2 separate regions of the Homo sapiens genome follow, and region 2 is linked to region 1. A link is an interaction called in ENCODE POLR2A ChIA-PET data of the cell type or tissue named here. Cell type or tissue: MCF 10A. All regions are shown on one strand.

What was found. ChIA-PET counts read pairs that join two places held together with the same protein. Peaks named below come from ENCODE experiments on the same cell type or tissue, not always from the same donor. Only the 100,000 strongest peaks of a DNase experiment are listed, where the experiment ranks them.
Region 2: POLR2A ChIA-PET joins it to region 1 with 5 read pairs; 2 of 35 experiments call an interaction of 5 or more read pairs at or near these places.

The regions. Positions count from the first base shown.
Region 1 is chr1:39,177,385-39,179,884 of GRCh38, forward strand. It overlaps a transcript of MACF1 not described here. Among named protein-coding and RNA genes, the nearest start is that of MACF1, 26 kb to the right of the region's middle. In MCF 10A, no CTCF peak of the experiment used is centred here; a DNase peak (open chromatin) is centred at 1,357.
Region 2 is chr1:39,347,584-39,350,083 of GRCh38, forward strand. It overlaps MACF1 (microtubule actin crosslinking factor 1), which reads left to right. Exons shown (of 101, transcript NM_001394062.1): 42 at 1,895-2,044. Among named protein-coding and RNA genes, the nearest start is that of BMP8A, 140 kb to the right of the region's middle. RefSeq lists an enhancer at 1-222. In MCF 10A, no CTCF peak of the experiment used is centred here; no DNase peak of the experiment used is centred here.

The sequences.
Region 1 (2,500 bases):
GTGCTGGCATTACAGGCGTGAGCCACCTTTCCCGGCCTAACTACTGTTTCTATAGAAGGAGTTTTCCAGATTGATGCCTAATGTACAAATAACTGCATCATCAGTCCCTGGCTGTCATCATTTTGCTGTGCAAAAAGGGAACATCAGAGAGGGGTCCAGGAGCCACTCCACATATCATTCGTAAATGTTATTGCTAATGGAGAGAGGGATGATGGTGGGGGCAGGCGTATTTGTGTTCATAGAGGAAGGTAGGACTGTAATCTCCATGCCTAGTTTCTGATTGGCATTGATAATATAACCATCTTTCAGAGAGTCAGCTCCAAGAGGTAACTGGGAAACATCTCAGTTTTGCTCCGGGCACTATTTCCTTTGCCATCTATACCAGAAGCTGTGGTGAATGGGAAAGCCATTGCTTTCTGAAGTGCCCTTAGGCCTTTCTCAGTGACTCTTAAGTTTTAAGAATCATTTGGGTGAGCATAATGCTGAAATCCTGTAGCTATGAAAGCTGCACTGCCATGGCAATAAAACTCCCCATTGAATAAGTAAAATGGCAATTTCCAGGAATCTGGGTGGTAGTTATTTCAATCAAGTTGAGAAATGGGATCACCGAGAGGGGGATTTCCGCAGAATCTGGGCTGTCAGGGAAATCTTTAGGCTGTCAGGGAAATCTTTATTCCCCATTGTCTTCTCCTTACAAATTCCAGGAGAGGAGTATGAGGTTATATTTGTGTCCTCAGTAAGCCCATAAAGGTCAGCCAGTGTGCTACCTTACATTGTAATTTTCCTTTTCAACATTCTTTTTTTTTTTTTTTTGGTTAAATTTTACTTTAAGTTCTGGGATACATGTGCAGAATGTGCAGGTTTGTTACATAGGTATACATGTGCCATGGTGGTTTTCATTCGTTTATGTACTGAACATAATCTTAGTACCTCACAGACAGTGCACATGTACTAACACCTTTCCTGAAACCTTAAAATATAAGAAATATAGAAATACAGGTAGTTTGTAAGTCTTTGCTCTTGGGGAAGCCAATTTTGGATTTCCTTTGTCTTTTTGTCCTATCATACTCCTTGAAAGGGGTAGTAAAAGCATTTTTCTCTTTTTCCCTCTCTGTAGTTCACCCCAGTGGGGCACATAGTTGCTGGATTCAGCAACGTTCTTTCCCAAATGATTCTTAAGGCATGCGGGTCACTGAGGTTTATTTTTAAATCCATAACCCAGGGTTCAGCAGTTGTCCTTACTGAATTCCCGTGTGGAGGCTTTCAGCTGCCCAGACACCCCCACGTCTTTACTGGGCACATTCCAGCAGTCCTAAAGTCCTGACCCTCAGGAGTGAAATTCTGGTCTGGTGTCTCACTCCTGGAATTCCTTCATGAGGCATGGCTATGGCATGAATCAGGTGTCAGATTGGAAAGCCAAGAGATCAGGTGGCTTGTGATCATAATATAAAAAATTTCTAACTGGTAAAATGGTTTTGGAGACTTAATGCGTATTGAAAGTTTCTTTCTGCTTTATTGTCAGCCTTAGCCGCCTCTTGATGGTCTCTTTAGTTCCTTTCCTGGATTGTCTAGGAGCATGCTGGAGGCAGTCAGAACATAAGGAGTTAAATTGCAGTGAACTTATGGAGAATGATTAAACAGTGATTAAGTGATATTTTAACTTCTGTTTACAGGGGAGAAATGGATGTCATCAGGAAAAGGGTTTGTTTGCAGTTTTGACTGAAGTCATCTTATCTTAGCCAGGGCTGCCTGCCCTTATTCAATTTCATTTTTAGCTGCAAGGTGAACTCCCCCACACACTTATTTTCTGATGTCCATCTTTGTCTTTGCTCATATTCCACCCCTTCCTTTCTTTCCCCAGACCCCGTGTTGCTCTAGGAAAACTTGCTCCACTCAGAACAGAGTTGGGGTGGGACTTAGCTGCCCTTCTGCATCTTCTGTTTCTGGAAGTCTTTGGGATGAACCATACATGGGAGAGTCAGGATACTGGAATGCCATTGAACTAGTGGAAAAAGCACTAGATAGGCAATTGAAGAGGCCTGGGTTTGAATTCCAGCTCTGCTACTTATTAGCTATGTGATCTTGGACAAATTACTTAATCTCTGTAAGTCTTAGTTTCCTGTTCTGTAAAATGGAGGTGATAATTTCTACCTGAAAGAATAGGAATTAGAGAGGATTAGAGTTATATATGTAAAGAGCATTGCCTGACACACACACAGTAGGCATTCAATTATGTGTGATCAAAGAGGTCAGAGTTGATGGTAGAATTTAGACTGTCTCGGTTAGCCTTTTGCCTGTTTTTCCCAGTGCTAATTGTATAGTTTATATATTATAGTTTAAAGTTATGCTGCCAGGCGCGGTGGCTCATGTCTGTAATCCCAGCCCTTTGGGAGGCCGAGGCAGGTGGATCACTTGAGGTCAGGAGTTCGAGACCAGCCTGGCCAACATGGTGAAACCCCGTCTCTACTAAAAATACAAAAATTAGCCAGGTGTGGTGGCA
Region 2 (2,500 bases), 170 kb after region 1:
AACATCTAGATACCCTGAGCTCTTGAGGAGAAGGGTTCTGAAATCAGTTTCATTCTATTTAATCTATTTCAAATGATTTACCATAAGGTTCCTTGACAATCCTTAAGTGGCTGACAAGGAAATTTTATTAGAATCGTATTAATTTTTGGCTCTTTAAGAATTAATATTATTTTCTTGCACCTTTCCTCACAGTATAGTGCCCAGTGCTTATTCGCTTATTCAATCATGGAAAACAGTATGTAGAAGCAGGATGATACTAAAACAAACAAACAAACAAACAAAAAACTAACCATCCTACCATCTTCCATCACAACTCTCTTCTTGCAAAGCTCAACTCAACATAATTACATTAATAGTAACATCAAAACCTTAGAATACCCAGAATGATGTTCATGCCATTTCTGCTATTTGAATAGTAAGTTGGCATATAGCAAGATGATATTAGAATTGTCATTATCACCATAAAATTTGTCTCAAGGGCTCCTTTATTAAATGTTGTGCAAAAAATTGAGCTTTTGAGTCAGACTTTAAGGGAATTAGGGTAGTTGGTGCCATATGTCCTGTATTACTGTCTCATTTTTTCAACTATATTGAAATTGAGATATATTAATGGAAAGCTTTAGGTTACCTTTGAAAACTGAGCATGTGCAATGCTCGCATTCAGGAGTTTATATAGCATGATATAACCTTTGGATAATTAATGAAGTAAAATTCATCTGAGCCACATTAAGACAAGACCCAGCCCAGATTCAGGGTAGACTCCTGAGCTGCAGCAGGTGATAGAACTGCATGTGAACATTCTCCCTGAGCATGTAATTAATTCCACAATGCTTATTAACCTTGTTATTGTCAGAAATGCTCTGCTTCTCTCAATATTTGCCTTGGATGTGTGTGTATGTCTCTGTGTTAACTTGTTTGCTTTGCTTTTTTCAGATTCAGTCTGCACCCATCCTAACCCATGAAGATCCTGTTTTACAGCTGAAGAGCTCTTAGGAGTTCTCTTCCAGAGCCCTTCTATTTGTCCTAAAGAGGGGGAGAGAGGGCCAATTTGGGCACCTGTTTGTAAGTGCAGGTGACTAAAGCGCCATCAGAAGGTAGAAACTGGTGGAAAATGGTTTTAGAAGGATGGTCAGGAGAACACATCATGCTCAATTGCTCAGTCAGGTGCTTCAATGTCATACAACTGAGATAAAATCTAGAGAAAGGATCAGGCACAGAAACATATTCCCTCTCTCTCCTTGGGCCTGGCCTGTTCCTTTGATATTAGTGTAGACACCTAAAGGACTGAGCCAGTTGCTATTCTTGGGCACTTTCCTTCTCAAAATAGCCAAATCTAGCCCTTCATGCCTGGCGTGTAATCATTTTATTTAATGAGTCTCTGGATTGATGAGACATTTGATTTATAAAGTCAGCTCAATTATTAAGAAGCTCGATTAACTTATGAATTATCCAGGTCTTTGATTTTTCTTTCTACTCCAATTCTTCTACTTTTGCATATTATGTAGCAAATCTCTGGTTCTAGTGGAGGGATTGATCAGAACCACTAAATTATTATCATCACCATTATCATGTGTGGATTTCAAGCATCTGGGCTCTTTCTTCTCCATTTCCAAAGATAATAACAGCAGTCTGGTGAAGGAGCTCTCAAACCAAAACCTGAACTAGAAACATTCTCATAATTATCCTGATTATCCAATCCATAGACCCAGATCAATGGACTGTCCAAATGAGGGGAGCTTTCCGAATATGATTTCTATGTCTTTTCCTATTCTAGTCTCCCACCAACTTTTCCATCCTTGAGATATAACCTTCCTGTTTTACATTTCAGGGAGTTTCTTGTATTTGCAAAATGTGAATTACGAAATGTCTCTTGACCCCTTTGCATTTTAATTAGACCCTGCAGAAACAACAAAATACCTGTCACCAGCAACTGGAGGATCTTTGCAGTTGGGTAGGACAGGCAGAAAGAGCACTGGCAGGCCACCAAGGCAGAACCACCCAGCAGGATCTCTCTGCTTTGCAGAAGAACCAAAGTGACTTGAAGGTCAGTGTGAATCTGTCAATTTTGACACAAAGTCTCGCTCTATCGCTTAGGCTGGAGTACAGTGGTGTTATCTTGGCTCACTGCAGCTTCGATCTCCTGGGCTCAGGCAATCCTCCCACCTCAGCCTCCCCAGGAGCTGGGACAAAGTCATGAGCCACCATGTCCTAATTTTTTAATTTTTTTGTAGAGATGGGGTATCACTATGTTGCCAAAGCTGGTCTCGAACTCTGGGCTCAAGCAATCCTCCTGCCGTGGCCTTGGCCTCTCAAAGTGTTAGGATAACAGGCTTGAGCCACCATGCCTGGTGATTTTTTCATTCCTTCGACAAATATTTAGTGCTCAAGGGTTAGCAATAATGGTAAACAGACATCATCCCTGGCCTTGTGAAGCACACAGTCTAGCAGGGCATACAGAAATTATACAGGTTATTATAAAAATGAACATAAAATTATTAAC